Regions from separate parts of the Mus musculus genome. Here region 1 is linked to region 2. The links are chromatin loops, found by intact Hi-C in ENCODE. Cell type or tissue: heart. All regions are shown on one strand. Each heading gives the region's core, and the rest is flanking DNA. Links, peaks and the distances in the headings are about the cores only.

Evidence for each region. Peaks named below come from ENCODE experiments on the same cell type or tissue, not always from the same donor. Only the 100,000 strongest peaks of a DNase experiment are listed, where the experiment ranks them.
Region 1: a loop joins it to region 2, with 3 times the contacts of the local background. A loop is called at or near these places in 7 of 42 quality-filtered maps.

The regions. Positions count from the first base shown.
Region 1 is chr6:58,594,384-58,598,784 of GRCm38, forward strand. It overlaps a transcript of Abcg2 not described here. Among named protein-coding and RNA genes, the nearest start is that of Gm45943, 12 kb to the left of the region's middle. In heart, for the core only: no CTCF peak of the experiment used is centred there; DNase peaks (open chromatin) are centred at 1,918 and 2,208; H3K4me3 peaks cover 2,113 bases; H3K27ac peaks cover 1,458 bases.
Region 2 is chr6:58,545,788-58,550,188 of GRCm38, forward strand. All of the region lies in intron 2 of Gm45943 (a long non-coding RNA gene), which reads right to left. Among named protein-coding and RNA genes, the nearest start is that of Gm35077, 14 kb to the left of the region's middle. In heart, for the core only: no CTCF peak of the experiment used is centred there; no DNase peak of the experiment used is centred there.

The DNA.
Region 1 (4,401 bases), core at 67-4,066, 49 kb after region 2:
ACATGGGTAGGAAGACAAAACAGCAGCATGGCAGGAGTTCTGAGCAAGCTCCTTGCCCCAGTGTCATAGGAAGACACACACACACAGCATGGGTGGGTTCTATGAGAGTTCAGGATCATGAAGCAGAACTGGAGTCGCTTCTTATAGGTCTCAGTGGAAGGGAAGGGAAAGGTCTCTTGTCATATGCTTAATGAGTCATCCTCAGTGTGAGCCAAGCTGTCCTTGATTCCCAGGTCACAAGGGAGGTGGCCCTGCGTTCTGGAGAAGGATTGCATGACTCCGAGAATGCTGAAGGGGAAAAGAACATCTAGTTGAGGTGGATCCATTATACCTGTAGCCCTCTGATGTCCTAGGAGTCTGGTAACCTTGGGGAAGTGTGAATGACACTTGCCATTCTCCTGAAAGCTGGGCACCTGGGAAGTCTGCTACAGGATTAGAGGATTAAAGAGTCATTGACAGCTGTGGCTGTAAGGAGGAAGCTTCTTCGTGTGAGCACAATTATCTTATACTTATAAAGCTGGCATTGTCTCCATGCAGAAGGGACACTCTTTGATGCCCACCGAGTAGTACGTTTCCTTCAGCTCACTTGGTAACTTAGTGGTTTGTGTAAGGATGTACTGTTAGATACCAGCCTCTCTGAACTCCTCTCACAGATACTGAGAGTCACACTTCTGGTACTTTGTGTGTCACTTGCTAACAGGCTCACCTGGGAAGTGCAACTACACCAAAGACTTGTCACAATTTGTTCCCCACCCCATCCTCTGCTTCCTGCCTGGGAATCTGAGAGCCTGACTGTAGACTCTTGTTGTGAACCCCACTTCCTAAAAATGTATGGGAAGAGGCCTCCTCTTCTGCACATAGACTCTGATTCTCTGTAGAAACTTCCCCATGAGGTCACTAGTGTTTGAGACCCAAACTCTTCTGAGAGCCCCTGGCATTCTGCTGCTCCTGTCTGTGTGTTCACAGCACTAATAACTCTTATAATAAACTCCTTAGTCCCCAGTCATTGATCTGTGTCCCCTGGAATCACCAACCTCAAATCCAAAACCTATCAATTTGTGGACTTGGTGGGTATAAGTGTACAGAGGCAGTAGGATTTGGTCATAAAGACAACATAGTATTAAAGCTGACCACAGAAACTTGGTTAAGGCTTTTTAACTGTATTGAACATTTTTTTCCTTTGCTTTGGATTATATATAAGTTTTGATGCTGTAACCAGGAATGCCTGGCAGGAAGAGGATACTTTAAAGACACTTGTGCCTGCCCTTTTGGATGTCAGACTATTGAAACAATAGCCCCAAAGAAATTACAAATTACCCAAGAATCTCTCATGCTGGGAGAAAGAAAAGGCTGAGAGGAAGCCAGGAAGACATTTCAGCTTGACAAAGAACTGTCCCCTTGAGCAAGATTTACAACTTCTCAGATGACACCAGAAAGTTTGGATCTCAGACAGCAGTGATTGGCCAGACCATTAGGAGCCTGAAGCTTGAGGATGGCTGGGGGTGGGGGGTGGGGTGGGGGTGGGGTGGGGTGAGGTGGGGAGTAGCGGGGTGTGTGTGTGTGTGTGTGTGTGTGTGTGTGTGTGTGTGTGTCCCGTCCATCCGTCTGTGGATTTCTTTGCCCTTCATTTCACGGTATGATTGATTCTTCTTTGCTTTTTTACGTTAGGTTTTTAAATATAGAGTTCCTAAGAATGAATAGCTGACCATCAGTGCCGAGGCTCTGGCCCTAACTGTGATAACAATGTGAGGCCAGATTAAGCAGCTTCCTGTTGTAGTAAACGACCTTTAGCTTTTTGTACCGCTGCTATAAAACATTCTGTTTATTCTCTGAAAAGAAACCGTTATCTCTCCCCCCCCACACACACACACCCAGTCTGAGGTATGTATGTAACTTCAGACATTTCAGAATTCTGTCATCGCAGTCTGACCAGCTGTTCACAGCTTTTGTTTAGGAAAGGACAGTGTGGCATCGCACATTACACGTACAGCTCGCCTTTCCTCTTTAAATCCCCGGTGGGCCTCGCAGTGAAACCTAACTCTGGTTTTGCTTTGGTTTTCGTTCGCTTCTTTTTCAAATGTATCTTCTTCCTGCTTACTTTTTTTTTTTAAGGCAGCGCCTGCAAAAGGAGAACCCCCCTTCCATAGGACTAAGAGACAGGAAGTTTACGCGGGGATGGGGGCGGGGGCGGGGACGGGGACGGGAAGCACTGCTGAAATAGGTTTACTCCCTCGGTTCTAAAATACAGTTGCTGTTAAGGCTGGAGATGCTGCTGCCCAGAGCACAAGATATAAAAAGATCTCTCTGTCTGGATTTCCTCTTTTCCAATCTCCTTGCCAGATAAGAGGGGTTAGGTTGTCTTGAGTTGGAACCCACATTTCTTTCTTGATTCAGGATAACCAGCTAACAGATATTCACTACTGTCGTCCTGAAATTAACTGAGGATATTCATTAATTTCCTGGAAGCTAGATTTTTGAAAAGTCTTGATTTTGCCTGTCTCTTGAGGCAAAACTTAGCAACTTTGGGGATTGATAAATCTTCTGTCTTCCTGGTCCTCTCCCTGCTTTTTCTCAACTCCACTGCAAGCAAGAGTGGACATACTCTTAGGGTGGCTTTTGTGGCAGGCATGGATCCTAGCTGAACTCTTTCTCCAGTGTACAACATTGCTGCATCTCACTGAGGCCTGACAGTTCTCCTTTTGACACCTCATTACACATAGCAGAGGTAAGTTGTCATTCTTGTTTTCTTCTGTCAGAGATGATCTTTTCTTAGGATCTTAGGAACTTATGCATGCCATGCAAATGGCCTACCTCTTAGCAATTCTCCCAGACTGTCTTGTTTTTATATCTTCATGCTAAATGGAGGTTTTTTTTTGTTTTGTTTTGTTTTGTTTGTTTTGTTTTGTTTTGACCTGTGCATTGACAAATGTGTGATTAGATCTGTACATTCTACACTTTACTATGAGTATGAGTCACTGGAGGATCTTATTAAAATATAGGATGAGAGTATGGGGGTTTAAGAGTAGTCAGAATGAATTTAACTACTTAAAGAAATAAGAACAAGAACTGGAGATGTAACTCAGTAGTTGGTCACTTGCCTAGTATATTTAAGGCTCTGGGTTCTTTCACAGTGCCACAAGGAGCTGGAAATTAAAAACCCTGCTATTACCCTGAGATTCTTTTTTTTTTTTAATTAGTTTATTTTGTTTTAAAGACATGGTCTCACTGTGTAGTCCTGGTTGGTCTCAAACTTTATCTGCCTGTCCCCACCTCTTGATGCTAGGATTAAAGTCATGCACCACTGCATTTGCCTTAGAATTTTTAAATTTTATCAGGGGTTGAAATCAAATTCAAATTGTGATAGGCTAGCCAGTATCCTACCTCTAAGCTATATCCCTAGCCCTCAGATTCTGCCTTTTAACAACCTACAAGTTTGTATTCCAGCCTTGAGTAAGTAACAAGTGCTTGCCTAACGCTCTAGAGATTTTGCTTTTTAAGAATGGGCTGGAAGGTACAGACAGGACTAGATTTGGCTGAGCGCATGATTAAAGAGCTGAAGAAAACAAAATCAAACAACATCCCTGCCCTGGTTGTCTTTCAGTCTGATGTGTTATCTTTAAATTTAGAAGTTTCTCTTAAGGAGTTCCTAGATGCTGTAAGCCAGGTTTAGGGTGTAGGTGTCTCCTTTACTGCATGTTCGTTCATCTTTGAGCAAAGCCCTTTCTTTCTTCTCCACACATCACACATTTATTTACCAGCCCATTCTGCTTTTATGTCACAACACCAGAGAGGAGTGGTGAGAACAGAAGCTACATGCTCAGAAGTCTGAAATATCTTCTGTTAGATCTTTTACAGCAGAGGTTTGCCAAGCATCCATGATGTAGACAGAGGTACTCTTTACTCTCCAGGTCAGTCCGGCTATGACTCTGGTACTCTTTTTGGCACTGGTGATAGAAGAAAGAACCAGAAATCCCTACTTGTTTGGAACTTACCTCATAGATAGATAATAAAGAAGAAGAAAATACATGTATGAAACAGTGTATAAAAGTTATTCAGGGAGGCAAAAAGTAGGTTTAACAACAAAGTATTACTGACAGCTATTTGAAGGCAGTCTGAAGAGACAGAGAGAGAGGCAGGCAGTGGAGAAAGGCATGGGTGAAGCAGAAGACCAGTGTGGATGGAATAATCACTTTATGGTTCCCACAGCTGGGCATTTGTATTCAATAGTTACTGCTGGCTTAAGGCGACAGCTTACACTGCAGTTTAATGGCACCCTCCACAGGCCCATTCACCGGTCTATGAAGTCAGCTCTTTCATCATAATAGGGATATATAGTGAATTTTGGGAACATGTGGGTATTTCCAAACCTCATATGCCATATATATATATGCCTGTGGTGAG
Region 2 (4,401 bases), core at 68-4,067:
GAGACTTTTAGTCTCTATCTACAGACAGCTGAGTAAATAGCAGATGTTTATATTGTTTTATGATGCAGCTTAATTAGTTACTGAATAGGTTAAGCTCCTTGCTGCTATCTGGAATCTAAGAACACTGGAAAAAGGCTTTAGCTATGTTAGAATACAATCTTAAAAGGCATTTACTATAAAGTAATACTATATAGAGTGCACGTGAATCTATACACTAGATTAATGTGGTGGAAATTTAAATATAATGGGTTAGGGAAAGAGATGCCATAACTCAGGGAGGAAAATTTCCCTGGACTCTTATCCTCGTGAAACAGCTTCCAGGCTTTTCGCCTGACAAACCGATCCAAACTGGAGAGTTGGCTTTCGCCAGAATATCCAGGAGGAGAGTCCTAGAAATTCATTTCTCACGAGCAGCTTTTTGGCATTTCTGCCTCACAAGCTGACTCCACCAGAGTGCCTGGCAACACAGACTTAGTTCAGAAACCATGGTAACTCAATCTCCCCAGACACTAAACTCTAAAATTTGATATTTTTAAAGGCTGGACTTATTTGCTCTATAGTGCATGCATATAAACATTGTTATATTGTGATATATACCCAAACATTGAATGATAATTATCCAGAAACTGACAAGTGATTTAATTATACATTTACTATAGACAGAGAAACAGTTCACAATACACTGTGAAGTTAAAAGAGGGCAGGGCAGGACTGGAGAGGTGGCTCAGTGACCAAGAGGACTGGCTGGTTTTTCAGAGGACCCAGGTTCAATTCCCAGTACCCACATGACAGCCCACCATCCTCTGACGTCATCCCTAGTGTATCTGATGCCCTCTTCCCACCTCTGTGGGCACTAAATGCACATGGCACACGGACATGCATACAGGCAAAACACCCATACACATAAAATAAAATACTATTAGTTGGTTTCTACTCATTTTTGAATAAATGAAAAAATACAATTATCATTAATTATCACCATATGCTATTTTTCCAGAATGTTTACATTATTATATTTCTGTGACATATACATATTGTTTTATCCAGTTTTAAAACATTAGCAAAATATATTATTAAAAATTGAGTGAAATTCACTCTATGAATATTAAATTAAAAGAATTTTTAATTTATTTTTAATCCTGGCTTTAAAAAAATGAAGCAGTTAATGGGTTTAACAAGGGAGTGTTGCAGTTACCCATGTGTGCCATCAGAGGGCGCCAAAACTGTCCGCTGATACTTAGCTGCAGAAATGATGTAGCTGGATCCCAAGGCATTTGTAGCTTAAAATGGGCAAAATTTCTCTGAATAGAGTAAGCGTTTGTTAGTGATATATTTTAGTACACTTTTTCAGTGTATAAAAATTTAACAGTACCGTTTCCCTAAAGGTGAGATTCTCAAAATTTCTGGAAATATGTAGACTAACACTTGACCCTGACTGTTCGATGATTTAAGTTACAGGGGAAGGTTCCAGACAAACAGTAATAAGGAATGTCTGTGGTGGCCAGTTGTGAATGGAGCGAACCAGTTTCCAGTGCAGTGCACTCTTCAGACAAGTCCGAGGTTCCCATGAGCTCGGGGAGGCTGAACCTGACTTATGACCCCCCTGTCCCGCGACCCTGAGCTGGAATGGAAGGTTCTTCCAAAGAAAGAGTGTGTCAGGCTCAGTATCCCCCATTACTAGGAGTCGTCTCTGGGGTCATCCTTGGTAGATTCCAGGGAGTTTCTCTGCACTTACTTCACACACACACTTCCAAGCATCTCTTTCAGTATTTTCCCAATACAGTGAGTTCCCAAGCAGAAAAGCCCAGGCATGTTGGAAATGCCTCTGGTAACCCACGGCACCTCAACCCCAGTATCTGAAATGGAACTTGAACCCAACTTGCTCCAAATGTCTATATACAAACATGTCTGTGCCTCCCATTCAGACCTTCCAGGGAAACCCAGGAGATAGCTTCTCTACTTGTGACTGACTTGTCCCCTCAGCTCCCTCCTTACTGTGAGATGATAGCTCTCCAAAAGGGATCCCCCTGCCTCTGGGGTAACCCTTATTCATTGTCCATGCCATGTTCGAGATGTGCTTGTGTTTAATTGCATCTTCGAAGAAAAATTTAAATTCTGGTATTATATAAAAGATTCTTCTTCATGTTCTATCCTTTGCCTGCTCAGAATAGTTTCTAGTTCAACTAACCTCCCCCAAAGTCTCTCTCTATATATCCCTGTCTGTCTCTTTGTGTATGTGTATGCATGTGTGTATGTGTATTCATGTATATGTATGTACTTTAAATTTTATTTTAAGTGTTTGAGTGTACTCTGACCCCCTGAATCCCTCTGCATGTATGTCTGTGTATCATAGGCATGCCTGGTCCATCTAGGACCTCTTATAGGGCACTGGACCATCTAGAACTGGTGTCACAAATGGTCATATGTTTTCCTGTATTATCTTACCACAGCACAAGGAGAACGTTTCTTTAAAATGTTTATTTTCATTATTATTTTACTTTACATGTAATGATGGTTCACTTTTACGTGTGTTTGTGCACCATGTGTGAACCTGGCACCAGTGAAGATTACAAGAGCAGGGCAGATTCCTGGAGTTACCGGTAATTGTGAACTACCATGCTGGTGGTGGGAATTGAACCTAGGTTTGATTACTGGGACCCAGTGGTAGGAAAATAGAACTTACCCCTTTAGGTTGCCCTCTGATCTCTAGTAGTGCACTGTGGATTTGTGGATTTGTGCAGCATGTATGTAAGGGTTGAGAGTTGGAGAGATAGCTCCGTGCACAAAGAGCTTGCCCAACAATCCAGAGGAGCTGAGCTCAGATCTCTATTGACCAAGTAAAGGCAGATGCAATAGTTTGTGTCTGCAGTCTCTCATTACTGTTATAATGAGTTGAGATGCAGAGACAGGAAAATTCTCCAAATTTTGAGACTCTCTCAAAAAGAGGCAAGCAGAGAACCAACACTCAAGGTTGTTTGCTGACCTCCACATCCTTTATAGCACACACTCACCCATATGCATATTCATGAACAAGCATACACATACCTACATAGATGGCAGAGTTGGGAGGCAGATTTGTTTGTATGTGTGTATGTGTAATGTATATGTGTGTACTATATATCATATATATATATATATATGTGAGATATATATAAAATATATATTATATATATATATTTATTTTTAAAACTTTAGTGAGAATAATCCATGCTAAGCTACTGAATTGCTTGTTGCTGTCTTAAAGGACAATGGGAACTTATCTTCTTAGGAGATGGCATGTCTACACAAGAGTAACACACATAGTGCTTTAAAGTATAAAGTCAGGTTACTCAGTCATATCTCCATAACTGCCTCATTCCTGCCCCATATCACCGAGCATACTCTTTGGCCCTTCTTTTGTCTGGGGATGAGGAGTTGGTAAAGTGCTTTCTTTATAAACGTGAGGGCCTGGGGTCATATTAACAACCTCAGGCAGATCCTTGGAGCCTGTTCATCAGCCCCTAACCTACACACCAAGTTCCAGGTCAGTGAAAGGCTCTATCTCAAAAGAAGCAAACAGAATCCCTCTTTTCTGCCCATCCTGTTTTCTTGGTGATAAGTGTTTCTCTCCATGCCCCCCCCCACAATTTCCTTTATTTCAATTTTTCTTTTGTTTTTATGTTTCTTTGATTGACTCAATTTCCTCTTTTCATACCTCTCTCTCACTGGCTTAGCATGCTGTGAACTATAGTAACTACAGAATGAAGGATCTAGTAATATCTATGACACCCCTGTTTATGTTGTTTCACAAATGAGTTTCCAAACTCTGAATATTCACACCTACTTCTATTGAATTTCAAAGAGACAAAAATGCATTCAGGTTATTTTTCACTGTAGTGTCCTTTGTCTAATATAACATATGTATGTAATTAATATTATTATATTAGTTATAGTAACTCTTACTAGTAACACTGTATTTTATATTCTATTCTACATGCTACATCATATATAATCAATATATTATATATAATATATTAATTATTACTTATATTATTTTATATATCACATGTCATATATTATATCATATATTATATTATATGCTATATGTTATCTGTTATATATTATGTATTATGTATTGTATATATATATAAAACTATATTAGTCATAGTAAATATAATATATATATATAGCACAAATATAGAAAAAGACTGATTTTTTTGTTCTTATAATTATATTAGAAAAAGTCTTGCCATGTAGTCTGGTCTGCTCAGAACTTGCTATTGAGAACAAACTAGCTCTAAGCCTTCAATCCCCCTGCCTAGCCCTCCTATGCTTGGCATTACAGAATGAGTCCTACCATGCCTGCCTACTTGTTACGTTTGATCATTCATATTGCATTAGTATCTTTTTCTATTTCTATGA